2 separate regions of the Homo sapiens genome follow, and region 1 is linked to region 2. The links are chromatin loops, found by intact Hi-C in ENCODE. Cell type or tissue: PC-9. All regions are shown on one strand. Each heading gives the region's core, and the rest is flanking DNA. Links, peaks and the distances in the headings are about the cores only.

The links. Hi-C counts contacts between places; a loop is a spot of excess contacts. Peaks named below come from ENCODE experiments on the same cell type or tissue, not always from the same donor. Only the 100,000 strongest peaks of a DNase experiment are listed, where the experiment ranks them.
Region 1: it touches region 2 in a loop (2.5-fold over the local background); 11 of 110 quality-filtered maps call a loop at or near these places.

The regions. Positions count from the first base shown.
Region 1 is chr1:17,549,619-17,557,939 of GRCh38, reverse strand. All of the region lies in intron 1 of ARHGEF10L (Rho guanine nucleotide exchange factor 10 like), which reads right to left. Among named protein-coding and RNA genes, the nearest start is that of ARHGEF10L, 14 kb to the right of the region's middle. RefSeq lists a silencer at 3,632-3,926. In PC-9, for the core only: no CTCF peak of the experiment used is centred there; DNase peaks (open chromatin) are centred at 3,789, 6,049 and 6,799; H3K27ac peaks cover 6,349 bases.
Region 2 is chr1:17,603,630-17,611,950 of GRCh38, reverse strand. ARHGEF10L (Rho guanine nucleotide exchange factor 10 like) reads right to left here. Exons shown (of 29, transcript NM_018125.4): 7 at 3,974-4,149. Among named protein-coding and RNA genes, the nearest start is that of ARHGEF10L, 68 kb to the right of the region's middle. RefSeq lists enhancers at 1,137-1,638, 3,537-4,065. In PC-9, for the core only: CTCF peaks have their summits at 4,699 and 4,905 (motif pointing right); no DNase peak of the experiment used is centred there.

The DNA.
Region 1 (8,321 bases), core at 292-8,291, 54 kb after region 2:
ATTTCAGTGTGGAATTTACTGGAGCTCAGCAACCCAGGAATCCTAGCTTTACCCCAAGTATTTAGTCTGACCCAACCATTTCCTTGCTACGTGTTTCCCCAGCCTGGCCAATCATCCCTATGTAATCACCGTCTGTCTCCTTTACCAAGCCATAGAGCAGGTGACATAATGTCCGAGACTGTGTCTGGCCTTACAATTACATGAGTCCTTCCCCGGACCTAGGCCATCTTCCCCTGGGCCTAGGCCATTCCATCACAGGCCTCGAGACATACTTGTCGAACGAATGATAAATTAACAAAAGACCTGAGAAGCTTTTCAAACATGGGGATTCCGCGGTCCCAGCCGAGATCTGCTGCTTCAGAATCTCTAAGGATGAGGCTCAGGAATTCCTATTTTGTTCAAAAGCTTCCTGGCAATTCTGACAATCAGCCAGGTTTGGGACACACCAGTGTGTGGGAAGAGGAGTCACTAGCTCTTGAAGGCTGATACTGCAGGTGAGGGCATCCAACACAGAGCCCGTCACCAACCCCAAAAGGTTAGCATGTTCCTACGCATTTTCTTTTTGTTTTTTTTGGTTTTTTTTGTTTTTTTTTTTTTGAGATGGAGTCTGGCTGTGTCACCCAGGCTGGAGTGCAATGGCACAATCTTGCCTCACTGCAACCTCCCCCTCCTGGGTTCAAGCAATTCTCCTGCCTCAGCCTCCTGAGTAGCTGGGATTACAGGTGCATGCCACCACACCCAGCTAATTTTCGTATTTTTAGTAGAGACAAGGTTTCACCATGTTGCCCAGGCTGGTCTCAAACTCCTGATCTCAAGTGATCCATCCACCTCAGTGTCCCAAAGTGCTGGGATTATAGGCCTGAGCCACTGCACTTGGCCACATTTTCTTTTTTTTTTTTTTTTTTTAAGAGATGGAGTCTTGCTATGTTGTCCGAACTGGAGGGCAGTAGCTATTCACAAGCACAATCACAGCATATTGCACCTCTTACTCCTGGACTCAAGTGATCCTCCTGCGTTAGCCTCCTGATTAGCTGGGACTATAGGCAAGTGCCGCTGTGCCCAGCCTTTCCTAAGGCTCAAAGAGTCTAACGGCCTTTTTCAAAAAGTGGTCCTTGAACTACTGACTTCAGAGTCACCTGAGTGAACGGGAGGCTTCTTTTAAATGCAGATGCTAAGCTCCTGATACCAACCTATAATACTAGAGTCTCTTGGGATGAGGCCCAAGAATCTGCCTTCTTAGCAGGCTTGTCTGGGTGACCCTGGCTCACATTAACATATGAGAATTACTAGCTCTCAGTTCCCAGGGTGCTTAGGCCACCTGCCAGTCTCCAGCACCTTCGCACACACTGCGCCTTCTGAGAGAGAAAAGTTCCTGATGGGGCAAGCCTTGGTGGACCCCAAGAAACCCAGCAAACCAGGGTGTGGCCAAAAGGTACGAAATGTACCTATTCCTCCATTACTCAGTTCACAGAACGTCAGCCCTGAAGGCAATCAACAAATCACTAAGCCCAGGCCTTCATTTCACAGATGAGGAAACTGAGGCCCAGAGAGGACTGTGCCTTGCCCAAGGTCATAAAAGGGTGAATGACAGAGCCAAGCTTACCCCCATGCTCCCAGGCCCACCCCCGTGCTCCCAGGCCCGCCCTGTGCTCCCAGGCCCCCCCCCCGCCGCCATGCTCCCAGGCCCACCTCTATGCTCCCAGGCTCACCTCCGTGCTCCCAGCCTCCCCCTGTGCTCCCAGGCCCCTCTCCGGGCTCCCAGCCTCCCCCAATGCTCCCAGGCCCCCCATATGCTCCCAGGCCCCCCTGTGTTTCCAGGCCCCCCCCATGCTCCCAGGCTCATCCCTGTGTTCCCAGGCCCACCCCCGTGCTCCCAGGCTCAACCCCGTGCTCCCAGGCTGCCCTAACCTAATTGGGAGTCTCTGCTTCTCCCTCGCCATCCTCTTTGCCTCCAAATATGCTCCCAGGTGAGCCAGCGTCCCTGGGAAGAGCCTTTGTAGGGCAGCTGCTGCTGCCCAAGACATCTCAGCCAGTCTTCCTGCCCCACAAAGGCAGGGTGGTTCCAATTACAGGAGCCTGACCTTCCTCCCAGGAAGGCTCCCGCTGTAAAGCAATGGGTGCTCCAGGGTAGAAGGGACACGACAGAAAGAAGCAAGAACAGATGCAGGTGGGGCATGGTTATGGTGCTCCTGACCCCAGAGGGGGGTTGACTGTCACAGCTCAGTAGATGTGTCCCCCAAAACTCCATAATCAGTCCACAGTGTCTGAGTTTAAAAGCTTAAACAGGCCAGGCGTGGTGGTTCACACCTGTAATCCCAGCACTTTGGGAGGCCAAGGTGGGTGGATCACCTGAGGTCAGGAGTTCAAGACCAGCCTGACCAACATGGAGAAACCCCGTCTCTACTAAAAATACAAAGTTATCTGGGCATGGTGGTGTGCACCTGTAATCCCAGCTGCTTGAGAGGCTAAGAAAGCATTTAATCCAGGAGGCAGAGGTTGCAATGAGCTGAGATCATGCCATTACACTCCAACCTAGGAGACAGAGCAAGACTATCTCAAAAAAAAAAAAAAGTAGTTTAAACAGTCCTGACAAACCACTGACACCAGTGTTGTCAATCTGTATATTTGGGGAAACATCTGTGCCCTGAAATATGTCAATAGGTGCTCATTGGGAGAAAAAAAAAAGCATTCAATACTCAAAGAACAATGGAAAACCACAGCAGAAGTCTCCCTGCTGGAGAATAACAATACTCCACATGTTAAAGGCACTGAGAAGTGCTGCAATTTCAGAATCTGCTTAAACCATGACGCAGCTAAAGGAACTTGGAGGCTAAGAGGAGTAACGTGCCTTGCCCAGAGTCATCCACCTAGGAAGAGGAGGAGGTGGGACTTGGGTACAGTCTACCCATATTGGCAACACACATGCTTAGGATTTAGCAAGATGATTCCTTTATTATTGTTGCTGTTTGTTCTTGTTCTCCTGATTGGAGAAAGAGAAGGCAAACAGCATAGTGCCTGGTCAGAAAGTCATGCCCATGAAAGTGGCCAGGGTCGGGCACAGTGGCTCATGCCTCTAATCCAGGCACTTTGGGAGGCCAAGGCAGAAAGACCGCTTGAACGCAGGAGTTTGAGACCAGCCTGGGCAACGTGGCAAAACCCCATCTCTACAAAAAAATGCAAAAACTAGCTTAGCATGTTGGCATGTGCCTGTAGCTCCAGTTACTCGGTACGCTGAGGTGGGTTGAAGGATCACCTGAGCCCAGGAAATCAAGGCTGCAGTGAGCTGTAATCATGCCACTGTGTTCCAGCCTGGGCGACAGAGCAAGACCCTGTCAAAAAAAAAAAAAAAAAAAAAAGGAAGGAAGGAAAGGAGGGAGGGAGGGAGGCTGAGGATTCAGCCTCCCAAAATCCCCTTCTATTGCTGGGTCTGGCATCATGGGCTGTGTGACCTAGGGTAAGTCCCAGCCCCTCTCTGGGACTGAGATGTCCTATGTGTGGACTAGATGATCCCTGAAAACTCTTCTAGCTCTGCTGTCTGACCCTCAGCTCCTCTGTCTCCCTCCCTGCCAGCCGCATCCTCTCTCTGCTCCCAAGTCCCCTTCTCTGTAAATAGCTGAGGCCTGCCCCCTGGGCTGGGCTCCTTGGCAAGGCTGAGCTCTGGCCAATGGTGGGCTAAGCACTGTTCCTCCCTGCCCAGCCCCTCACCATCCTCACTGTGACTCACCCATTTAGTGTTTCCAGATCTGACTCAACATCATTTCTCAAGGGCGGATGAACTGGGTGGATTTTTGCATCTAGGGCCCGGGAGAACGGGTTTTGCAGAGAGCTCCAAGTGATGGGACGTGAGGTAGAGAGGCCGTACCCACCCCCACAAGGAAGCACCTAGCAAACGTATCCTCTGCACTTCCTCTGGTCTTTGAAGTCCAGCTTTCATATACAGGTCATGCAATCACTTGACCCTTGGGAAAGTTAGCTAAACGTTTTGTGTCTCAGTTCTCACATTTAACATGGAGCTAATCATACTCGCCTCCCTGTTGAGTAGGCAAAAAAATAATTCATGATGCAGCCAGCACAGTGCCTGGCACCCAGTGGTACTCAAGTGATAGTCGTCATCATACGCTGCTATTAAGCTATATATTTTTTATTTTTTAGAGACAGGGTCTCACTCTGCTGCCCAGGCTGGAGTGCAGTGGTGCCATCATAGCTCACTGCAGCCTCAACCTCCTGGGCTCAAGCCATCTTTCCGCCTCAGCCTCCTGAGTAGCTGGGACTACAGGTGCCCACCATCATGCCTGGCTAATTTTTGTTTTTTGGCTTTTTTTTAAAGATGGGGTCTCACTATGTTGCCCAGGCTGGTCTTGAACTCCAGGGCTCAAGCGACACTCCCACCTCAGCCTCCCAAAGTGCTGGGATTACAGGCATGAGCCACCACCCTCAAACTACAGTGTGTCAAACTATAGAGGGTTCACTGAATTGTTTCCTCATCTCAGTCTCCTCGAGTCCCACAGGCAATAGAGGACAGGAAGTAGAAAAAGGTGGCAAATGTTTGACTCTTACAGATTCCTAGATAGAAACCTGAAATCTTACACTTATGAATTATTAGAATTGGTAGAGATTCTAGATTCTCAATCTACCCATCTCACAGAAGAGGAAACTGAGGCTTAGGGTAAAGGCAGGGGGCAAAGTGAAATGTTGCCCAAGCTCTTCTGGCTGGTCCAAGGAAGAAGTGGGATTAGAACCCAGGCAACTGGCTCCCAGTCCAGTCCCCCTCTGAGGCCCTGGAGGAGTGAAAGGAGCAGAAGGCCAGGAGTCTGGGATGCTGGGGTTCTGGTCCCGGGTCTGCCCCACTTGGCTGAAAGATGATGAGCCAGGGGCTGAGGCCCACTGGAGCTCCAAGTCTTCGTGATAAAACTTAAGGGGTTGTAGGGACTGGGGTGTCCCAAAGTCAAGTGGGCAGAATGCTAGTGCCCCACAGGATCCTATCAAGTGATTTGCCAAGGAAGGGACTCATGCTCAGCTGAACAAAGTTTGAAGGGGGACCACAGGGATTTCAGGGGAGGGCTCCAGAGTTAGAGGGTCAGGTTCAAATTCTGCCATTTACTAGCTGTGTGACCTGGGACAAAATATCTACCCTTTCTGTTCCTTAGCTGTGTCATCTATAAAATGAAGATAATGACCATCCATAGCTCACAAGATGACAAGGGATTGAAACAAGAGGCTGGACACGGTGGCTCACGCCTGTAACCCCAGCACTTTGGGAGGCTGAGGGGAGCAGATTACTGGAGGTCAGGAGTTTGAGACCAGCCTGGCTGATATGGTGAAACCCTGTATCTACTAAAAAAAAAAAAAAAAAAAAAAAAAAAAAAAACGAAAATTAGCCAGCTGTGGTAGCATGCACCTGTAGTCCCAACTACTTGGGAGGCTGAGGCAGGAGAATCACTTGAACCCGGGAAGCAGAGGTTGCAGTGAGCCAAGAACATGCCACTGCACTGCAGCCGGGTGACACAGTGAGATTCTATCTCAAAAGAAAAAAAAAAGATAGATTGAAACAAGATCATGCGTGGTACCTGGCACACTTCAGGCCTACAGTGGACACTGGTTATTACTTCAGTCCTATTGGTCACATTTCATATTATCTCTACAGGCGAGGGAACCAAGACTGCAGAGAGGTGAGACACCTGCCCAAAGTGACAGAGCTCATAGCACAGGGCTCTGGGAAGTGCTCCCCATCTCCCCCTCCCCTCGCCCTCTGCCTGGCATCTGCCCTTCCCAGCAGGGACTGCCTCCCTCACTGGCCTCATGTGACCTGTTAATCAAATCCTGCACCAGCCCCATGGAGTTTTCCCATCACTCATTGGGGAGGAAGCAGATGCCCAGGAAACTGCTTAAATAACCCGTGCAGCTCTGGGAAAGCCCCAGCCCTGGCTCCCAGCAGCAGCCCAGCTCCTCCTGCCCAGAAGCACCAACTGTTCTCTGAGACTGCAAAAAGGCAATGTTTAAAGCCACACGGGGACTGTGGACGGTGACCTTCAACTCAAGCCTCCAGTGAGCCGCTCCCTGGGGTTACTCACCATCCGCTTCCACCCCTGGGACTGTGGTTGTTTTAGTTAGAAGACCAGTCCCAGCCTGGATGACCTGGCACGCTGGGAGACCTCAGGCAAGTTGCTTAACCTCTCTGACTCGGAAATCTTTTTGGAAGAGAAAAATGAGCAGAATTTGGGAAGGAGTAAGGAAGCAGCAGGGTTCAGAGAATGACCTAGGAATCGAGAGCCTTTTAACAGCCTTGAAAGCTCTCCCTGGTAACTCTTCTGTCCCTTGCAGCCCAATCTCTACCCCAAACAAAAAGTTCTAATCCCGTCATCCCCTAGCTTGAAACAGTTGACTGGCTCGCAGGGCCCACAAGATAAAGTACAAGCCCCTAGTACAATGGACAGAGCTCCTGAGCAGCACCCTCCTGCACCCTCCCTGACATGGCCCTGCTATTCCCTCCCCTGAGCCTTGGCACATGCCTGGATGCCTCCTGCTTCCTGACCTAACTCTGCCTTTTCCACTGCTTGGCTTGGACACTCCCCTGGGAAGCCTCCTCGGAGTCCCTCCACCTGCATCAGGCACCGCCCACCCTTCAGCTGTTGCCCATCCACCTCCCTCACCAGATTAAGGGGCGCCACACCTTACTCATCTTGGAATCTCCAGTTCCTTGCCCAGTGCACAGCATTCAGTAGGTGCTTAGTAAATATGTGTTGGGAGGAGAGGAATGCAAGGACAGACAAATGAAAACAAATGAACAAAACCACAAGCTTTGGAATCCTCCTCTGCAACACGGGAATGCCGTGGGCAAACGAGGTGGACTGCCCCCCTTGGTGTGAATCCTCACTCCCTACACAGTCGTGCACCTGCTGGCAGGTGCACTGGGTCACCTCCGGGCCTCTTTCCGCTTCGATAAGGTGAGACGCTTAATAGCACCTGCACCTCACAGACTTATCGTGAGGACCAGGGGCCGATCCTCCCCAGGTGTTTAGTTCAGCACCTGGCACTAAAGGTAAGTTCCTTGCACCCATCTTCCCCTAGCTCCCAGGCTGCCTGCCCTGGCTCCTCCTCCTCCACCAGACTATAAATATAAGAGCTCCCAGAGCTCACCTCCCTGTGGAGGGATCTCTCCTCTGAATTGTCTCTCTGGGTGGTCACACCTGTCCCCTTTATATGTTAAGGATGCCCAAGTTTGCATCTCCAGCCCAGAGGCCCTCACTACCCCCTTGGACTTCTTTGGGGTTTTTTGGCTTTTTTTTTTTCGTTTTTGAGATGGAGTTTCACTCTCGTTGCCCACACTATACTGCAATGGCACAGTCTCAGCTCACTGCAACCTCCACCCTCCTGGGTTCGAGCAATTCTCCTGCCTCAGCCCCTGAGTAGCTGGGATTACAGGCGCCCGCCACCACACCTGGCTAATTTTTGTATTTTCAGTAGAGATGGGGTTTCACCTTGTTGCCCAGGCTGGTCTCAAACTCCCAACCTCAAGTGATCCTCCCGCCTTGGCCTCCCAAAGTGCTGGGATTACAGGCGTGAGCCACTGTGCCCGGCCTACCCCCTTGGACTTCTAACCAGCCTTTCAATGTGAACCTGCCCCAAACCTAACCCTTGGTTTCTCCAAAAGCCATGCTCCTCACTCCCTCTTAACCGTCTCCTTTCATGACACCACCACTCACTCAGAGACTCAAAAGAAGAATCTAGAAGTCATGCTCAGTTCTTCTCTTTCCCTCACCCCTGTGTACAATCCACCAGAAATTCCAGTTGATTCCAGCTGATATATAACCCAAACCCCAGACTTTTCTCCTATTCCACTGCCAAATGGGAACCTTTCCTTGCCTTTCCTCTGGTTCCCAGCTCCACCCCTCCACCCTGGCTCTCTACAGCCAGTTCTCCTCCCAGCAGACATGGGATCTTTTGCAAAGGTAAATCAGTCCCTCCCTGCCCTTGACCCTGCAAATGTTCGTAGTCTTGTTTGCTGGACCATGGGTTATTGGAGCGTAAAACTTCACCATATCTTTGTACCCATCCATCACCCCACAGCACTGAGTCAAGTGCTTCCACATCATAGGCACTTGGTAAATTATTTTTGAATAAATTATTGGAAAAAGGTGAATTTCTTAACAGAGTTTTTACTAGCTGGAATCTTGGAACTATATTTCATTAGTAAAGGTATTTATGGGAAGTGGAAAACAAACCTCCGATGGTTTCCTTTTGCACCTAGAGTAACAGTCCTAACTAACATGGCCTCTTCCACACCCTCCTAAACAGGCCAAGTTCATCTGGCCTCAGGGCTT
Region 2 (8,321 bases), core at 286-8,285:
ACAGAAGAACAGATAGATATTCAAATGCACGAACCATATGAGCAACAGTGATATTTGGTAAAGTACACAAAAGACCAAGACAGGTGCTACTTCTAGAGAAGTAGACAGAAGGATCAAGAGTGTGAGTTCTGGAGGCATGTAGGCTCCTGCTCAAATCATGGATCTCTGCTTACTAGCTAGAGAAGTCTCTTTACCTGAGCTGCAGCTTCCTCACTGGTAAAGTGGCCATAATAGTAGCTACTGCATAGGGTTGTTGAGAAAATTAAATGTACATGCAAAGCCCAGAGCTTATTAAGTATTCAAAAAATGGAAGCCATTATTATCTTTTAAATTGCAAGTGCTCAATATTTGTTGGATGGGTGAATGGATGAGTGGATGGATGGATGGATGGATGGATGGATGGATGGATGGATGGATATACAGACAGATGAGGCACCTGTGATATTGCATTCTACATCATTTAAGTCTCTCTGAGCTTCACACAGGTTTTCTGATCAACAAAATGAGAATCTTAAGGACAATAATACTGACCACTTAGGGTACTGGGAAAATTAAATGACACTGCTTTGTAAAGTGTACCATTCTAGGCAAATGTTCAATATTGTTATGCAAAGAAGTATGCATGCAGGACAGGGGTCCCTCTGAGAGCTACCCAGACTCCCAAAAAACTGAGGAGTTTGGGGTTTGACCTGAGTCCTGTTCATCCATAAAATAGTTTCACATAATAAAACCATAAAGCCCCTGGGCCTTCTGGTGCTCCATCACTTCTCTCAGGGTCAGAAGAACTAGGAAATGTTAGGATCAGAGGCCACTTGCTGAGTTGGCCAGATCAGAGCAGGGGGTAGACCAGGCTGGGCCAGGGCTGGCGTTTCTGTAATGAATCCATGAGTTCTGCCCAGTCCCCGTCCAGCTGGATCAGAGACCTTGATTTCAAAGAGGTCACCACTGGAGAGTGGGAGAGTTCAATGCAATCCATCCCACAACTGGAAAAAAAAAAAACCACAGATCCTGGATTGGCACCAGCAGGACCACTTGTTCACATAACAGGATGAGGCAGCTGCTTCCACTTGGGTCCGTGCCCCTCTACAGACCCCATGGTCACTTTTTTTGGCAAGAGTCCACCTGCCTAGGGACGGCCTCTTCGGATCTCTGAAGAAGGGGTTCCATTAGTTCTCTTGCAGCTGGGCAGGGTGCCTGGCCATGGTCAGTCTCCAAGAACAGGACAAAACACATCCCCAGACCCCTGCTGTCAGCTTGTGCCCACAGCACACACAGCACATAGCCAAGCAGCAGTGGCCCTAAAACATGCAGCTGCTGCAATGCCAGCGGGTGAGCAGGTGCGCCCCAAGCAGCTCAGGAGGGTGAAGCACCACAGGCAGGCTCAGTAGAGTCCCTGGCAGAAGTGGGTACCAGAGGAAAAGCCCTCCGCAACCTCCTGTCTCCCTAGGAGCCTGCTGATCAGCGAGCAGGTGGGCCTTGGCCACGGCCAGAGAAAAACTCCAAGTGGTTAGAAATCCCAACAACTGTGCCACATAGTTTTTCTGCTGAGGAAGGGTCCAAAGCCCCCAGCCTGAGAGTGTGAGGGACACGAGCTCACAGGCAGCCCCCAGAGGTCCCAGGGCCAGGCCATGGTGAGTACAGCCCAGCATTTCTTGGAGTGCTCTGTGGGCCCCTTATACCCCCTGGGGGCAGAGAGCTGCTTAAAAGGCAGATTACCGGGCCCCACCCAACCCCTGAATCAGAGTCCCTGGTGAGGCCCTGGCATCTGTGATTCAATCAGTTACCCATGTGGTTCTGATGCCCGTGGAAGCATGGGGACCACCGCTGGAAAGCCTGAATTCAGCATTGTCATCCCTCCTTCCCTCTGAGAGACACGCATGGTTTCCTCCCAGTCCCAGCAAGAGGGCCGGGGACAACATGGGAGAGGAGGAGGAACGCCAGAGGCTGAGGCTAAAAGGCTGGGCCAGGACTCGAGAGCCCCATCTGGTCACACTGCCCAGAGCAGGGCTGGGACGCACGGGTCCTGCCATATGGAGAGGCTACTGGGGGGAGTGGGGGCTTCATAACCAAAGCCCCCTTCCCTAAAGCAGTGCATGCTGCCCCTTCTGAACTGCAGGAAGCAGCAACGAGCTGTTCCTGGGCTTCTGCCTGGGCCGCTCCTCCAGCCTGGATCACCTGTCCTGTCTCCTCTAGCTCCTAAGCCCAGCTCCAACTCACCGCTCTCAGAGGCGTCTCTGATTGGTCTCATCAGTCCCTACCCCTGTCAGGCACACAGCCAGGCTGGACACAGGCTCATGTTTACGTAAAGGCATTTTTGTCTTCATTATGTTTTGAAGGGCATGATAGTTTAGCTTTGAAAATTGTACCACACTGATCATGATGACCAGCATTTTGTGTTCATTTTTGACAAACTGTTTCCCATTCAGTGTCTCCTATGGACCGTAAAGGTTCACTGAGCACAGATTAGGTCTTCCTGTTCCAATGTATCCCGTCCCACAACTGAAGATATGGACTAGGCACACAGTAGGTGTTGTAAATGCTTCGCTTTTTGGCTAGCAAGACATTAAGGCTGTTTTCCACAGCCCACCCCTGGAGGCCCATCCCTGGAAACAGCAGGCTGAGAGAGACCTGCTCAGTCCCAGGCTTGCTCAGGACTCAGGGAGCCCATCTTGGTCTGAGGAATGGCTGCCTGAGGACTCAGGTGTGGGTGTTCCTCCGGCCAGCATGCCTCTCCCAGAGTGGATCCCCCAAGCCCAGAAAAGGTGGGAGGCACTGGGAAAGTCCCCTCTCTTGTCCCCACCCTGCCCATGCAGGAATGGCCCCAGGTGGAGCTCTCCCGCCCCGCTACATCTTTTAAAAGGAGCTTGAGGCTGGGCATGGTGGCTCACACCTGTAATCCCAGCACTTTAGGAGGCCGAGGCAGGTGGATCACTTGAGGCCAGGAGTTTGAGACCAGCCTGGGCAACATGACGAAACCCCATCTCTACAAAAATACAAAAATTAGCCAGGCATGATGGTGCACGCCTGTAATCCCAGCTACCTGGGAGGCTGAAGCAGAAAATTGCTTGAACCCAGGAAACAGAGGGTACAGTGAGCCGAGATAGGGCCACTGTACTCCAGCCTGGGCGAAAGAGTGAGACTCTGCCTCAAAAGAATAATTAATAAAAATAAACATAAAAGTAGCCTGAGAGGGACGCCATCCCCTCTGCTCAGTCAGGGCCTGTAAGAAGCTGTCCCCATGAAACTGCAAATCTCAGCACGGACAGACACTGCCTCTTGGTGGCTTCCGCAGAACAACAGGGAAGGAGCATGGGTGCCATGGGAAAGAAGGAACCAGATGACCTATCCCCCTCACAGCCTCAGGGGCTCCCCTCCAGGAAATAAGCAGAATGGTCTCTACTCCAGGCAGAAACACGAGGAAAGCTGAATGCATGGATGGCACCGTGTGAGGCCCTGGAGAGAAGGCTTCCAGGCCGCTCTGGCTTAGCCACAGCAGCCCCCACTCTCCACTGCCCCAGAGCAGAGAGGACTGCGCGGGCTGAGGCCTGGTCTGAGCATCAGTCCCAGAAGGCGGGGAGAGCAAGTGGATCTGATCCAGGCTCCACCTCTAAGCAAGTGGCTGGGCTACCTGGAGTGCGGCGTTGAGAGGACTCTGAAGCCCAGTCTGAGCCCGTGAGCATCAGGATCAATTGACCAGGTCTGCCATAGCAAGGGGGTGGGGGGAGCACCTGTGCCAGGTACCAGCCATGCCCATCCCGGGCTTAGGGCTGCCAACAGCAATGTCTACGAGTCACCTCCTGTTTCGGGATGACCTGGGCTTCTGGCTCCCCTCTCACCACACATACCCGGGAATCCCTGGGACCCAGACGTGAGTCCTAGGCCTGGCCCTCACTACCCAGCTCCCTCCCTCCCTCCCTCCCTGAAGGGGTCTCCGTGCCCTGACTGAGGTGAGCGACACCCCCGGTCCCCTCACCTTGGGCTGGAAGGACACTCGGTGCTTGGCGGGCTCGACCTCGACCTCCGGCTTGGCCTCCTCCCCCGAGTCCTCGCTGTAGCTCTCGAACTCACTGGAGCTCCAGCCTAGGTCCTCCGCCTGCCGAGGGGCCCCAGCCCGGTGCGCATCCTCGTAGAGCAGGTTCCTCTCTGCCCCTGCTGGCCAAGCGGCAGCCGGTGAGCCCAGGCCCTGAGGCCAAGCCTACCAGACTTCCAGCCTCAGACCCAATTTCTGAACCCAGGTGGGGCGAGGGGGGGTCAGGGAGAACATGGGGGCCCTGGGGCTCCAGCTCTACCTCCTCAACCATGAAACGAAGATGATAATACATTTTCCCCCTCGTAGGGCAAGGAGGGCCTGAGAAAATGGGGAAAACCCAAGAAATGGGTCAGACGTGCACAAGCCCGCTCACTTCCTTTTGCTCCCAGCACTGCTTTTGTATGGTCTCAGCGCTCATTGTGAGCCTCCTTGGCAATTTTGTTTTAGAGACAGGGTCTCATTGTCTCGCCCAGGCTGGAGTGCAGTGGTACAATCATAGCTCACTGTGGCCTCAAACTCCTGGGCTCAAGAGATCCTCCTATCTCAGCTTCCCAGGTAGCCGGGACTACAGGTGTGCACCATCACACCCAGCTAATTTTTTAATTTTTTGTAGAGACGGAGTCTTGTTATGTTGCCCAGGCTGGTCTTGAGCTCCTGGACTCAAGTGATCCTCCTGCCACGGCCTCCCAAAGTGCCAGGGTTACAGGCGTGAGCCACCACACCCAGCCGAGCCACCACACGTGGCCTGTTTCTTACTGGAAAAGAGAAGACCCGGAGCCAAGTCCTGGCTCAGGCCCTCAGCATCCTCAGGAATGAAACAGAGATTGTTGGGGCCTCAGGGCTCCTCACCCCAAATCTGACTTCACGTGCAGCCTGGGATCTTCCAGTAGGGGGCGCAGCTGGCCCAGAGTCCAGGAGCTCCTTTCCTTCCTAAGCCTGCGGGAAATGCCTTGGACTGAAAACTTGGGGACAAAAAGCTAAGAGTCTGGAGGGACAGGTCCCACAAGGGCCAGGGCACTCGTGGGGCCCATTCAACTCGGCTATGAGATGCCACTTGAAGCCTGAGGTGGGAAAGCCACTGTCCCGAGGCCGGAACACAGGGTCCCAGCCCCAGCTCCGTCACTGGGGGATCTTGGGCAAGGCCCTTTGCCCCACTGGGTTTCATTTCTTCATCTGTTACCTGGAGAACTGCAGACCTCATGAAACTGGGGTCAGACGCCAAAAAGTACATGAAGATGAAAATGCTTTTGTCATCACAGAAGAAATATAGCATTGGGAAGGGTTTTTTTGTTTTTGTGTTTTTTTAAAAAAAAAAAAAAAGGAATCTGACTGGTCGCGGTGGCTCACACCTGTAATCCCACCACTTTGGGAGGCTGAGATGGGTGGATCGCCTGAGGTCAGGAGTTCAAGACCAGCCTGGCCAACATGATGAAACCCCATCTCTACTAAAAATACAAAAACTAGCCGGGTGTGGTGGCACGCACCTGTAGTCCCAGCTACTCAGGAGGCTGAGGCAGGAGAATTGCTTGAACCCGGGAGGCGGAAGCTGCAGTGAGCCGAGACCGTGCCACTGAACTCCAGCCTGGGTGACAGAGAGAGACAACATCTCAAAAAAAAAAAGAAGAAGAAGAAGAAGAAAAGAAATCTGCTCAGAAACGACTGTGCTGAAAAACTGCGAGCTTTGGTCATCAGAGACCTCTCTGCAAAATGTGGCTAATAATAAGTGGACAAGTTGAGTAAATAAAACAGGCACGGAGCTCTTGGCAAAGTGCCTGACACATAGCACGCACTCGGCTGAGAGCAGTAGGCCGTCACTCATGGTGGCTCTGGGGGAGCTTGGGTGTCAGTCCATAGACCCAGGGCCCCCCAGCTTCACCCCACAGGAAAGGTGGGGTGCGAGAGGTTGGGGGCAAGAGTGTCAGCCAAAGAACAAAACAGATGTGCCAAAGCTTAGTGGGAGACGGGTCCCAGAACCAGGAGGGAACATGAGGCTATTTTTAAGCAAAAGATAATAGTAACTAATGTCTTTAGAGAGTGGAGCAGCTGCGACCTTCAGAAGGCCAGGCTGATTGTCCTGTTATTGCAGTGGAGGCCCCTGAACTAGTGGCCAAAGAGGCAGAGTTCTCAGGGTAGCCCTGAGGAGGAACCCTGGCAGCATGTGGCAGGTCCACGCCTCCACAGGGCTGAGCCGTGCACCCAACCACCTCCATCCTCGGTGTGCCACGGCTCCCAGCGGCCCTGTGCAGACAGCAGGGTGTGAATGATCACTCCTCCTATTAGACAGATGGGAGAGATGTGGCTGGCCACAGTAAGACAGTGAACGGGGCCAGGGTTCTGTACCACCTTCCGTTGAAGTCCCCGCCATCTACACATATAGAAATATCCTCTCCAGTGGAGACAGAGTCACAGAACTCTTGTGCCTGTGTGCAGCCCGAGGGCCAACTCCTCAGCTTTCAGGGACCACATAAGGGTCCCCTCATGCTTCCTGCTCAGTGTCCTCATCAATTACCTCATGGAATCTACGCTACCACCCTAGGACTGGCTATTATTGCCCCAGTTCTACAGATGGGTCAACTGAGGCCCAGAGAGATTGGTCAGGACCCCGTGTGACCCTCCCCAAAGGCCTGTGAGCTGGGGATTTTCCTGCTTTATGTGAAGAAGCCAAGGCACAAAGGCACAAAGCCCTGTGCCCAAATCAATGGCAGAGCTGGCCCGAGCTCCTCTCCAAGCTTCTGCTGAGCCCACATCAGCCCCAGGCAGGCCAGTGCTGGGACCCTCGGCAGGCATAACACTAACAACAACAGCAACAGTGGCCCTGTGTGAAAAGCATCTCCAAAACTCCACCCTGCACTGAGCTTTGTGCAGCCTTGTCACAAATGATCCTCCCACAGCCCAGCATATGGGGATCCTGGGGTGGGTACTGTGGTCCCCATTTGCAGGCTCAGAGCTAGGGTGCAAACACAGGCTGTGTGACACCCAGGCCATGAACATGCCACATCCTCCCAGACCCTGAGGACAGTGAAGACAGGAGCCAGGGACTTAGTGACTTGATTGAATTCAGGTGGGAAATAGGCCAAATGGGTTAAACAACAACTGAGGCCCCTCAGCCGCTCAGACCTCCCAGCTCTGGGACTTTTCTGAGACTCCTTTGCCTCCTAATACAGTGGGAATCCATTGCTCCCTGGACTCAAGTGAGCTACAAACAGGAAAATGTGCTCCAAGCACATCCCAGGCTTGCTAAAGGGATAAGCATATCCTTGGCCCAGGTGTCCCCGTTCCTGAGACAGGAGTCAGGAGTGTGGCTCTGGGGCCCTCGGGCCTTGCCGTGTTGTCTGTGTGTCTCTCCCATTGCGCTCTGTGCTGCTCAAGGATGGTTAGAGCTGCCCCATCAGACTCGGAGCTCCTCAAAAGCAGGGGCTGTGCTTCCCCATTGGACGGAGAGCCCCTGAAAACAGGAAGAATCGCATAGTAGGAAAAGAAGTCGCTGTTCAAATCCTGGCTGTGTACTCTGGGGCTGGTGATTTAACCTCTTCATCATGGGAGCCATAAATAAGCCTGGCCCTGCTGACCTCAAGGGGTCGTGGGATCAGTGGGATCAAATGTGCCTCATCTGTCACAAAATGCCACAGAAATCCTCCTGGGGTAGGGGACAGAGCATTGAACTGGGGGTCAGAATGACCCACATTCAAATCCTAGCCCTGCCTCTGCCGTTCCCTTGTCTGTAAAATGAGAAGGTAACATCCCAAAGTCTTGAAGCCATTACATGATTGAAAATATGCTTGGCCTAACGTGTCCAAGCAAAGACGGCTCTTCCTGTTAATTGCCAATGAACAGTCCTCTCTTCCATCAGGTGAGTTCCAGCAAGACTCGCCCCAGGCCCGCCCCATCTCCCTTCTGCGGCCACAATCGCCTGCCTGCCTGCCCACCTCAGCCCTCAACCCAGAGCAGGGCGCAGGGCTTTGCAAAGCTTTATCTGCTTCACCCTTTGAGTGTAACAGTCTGTCGTCTTCCCCAACAGCCCCAGAAAGCCTGGGGTATGGCCCCATTTTCCTGAAGGAGGAACCAAGGCTTAGAAAGGTGATTACCTGCCCGGGGACCCATAGCCGGAGCATGGCCCTGCCCATGATGCCCAAGCCCTGCCCGGCCCCGGTGGCCACGCCCTCAGCCATCTCCAGATTCTCCCCGATGACTACAGTTGTTTCTAAAGACAAGAAGGAGGGGCACTTGGCCAGGTGGGGACAGAAGGAAACGGAAAGAGACAACCCTCCCCAGTCCCAGCCTCCCTCCCCTG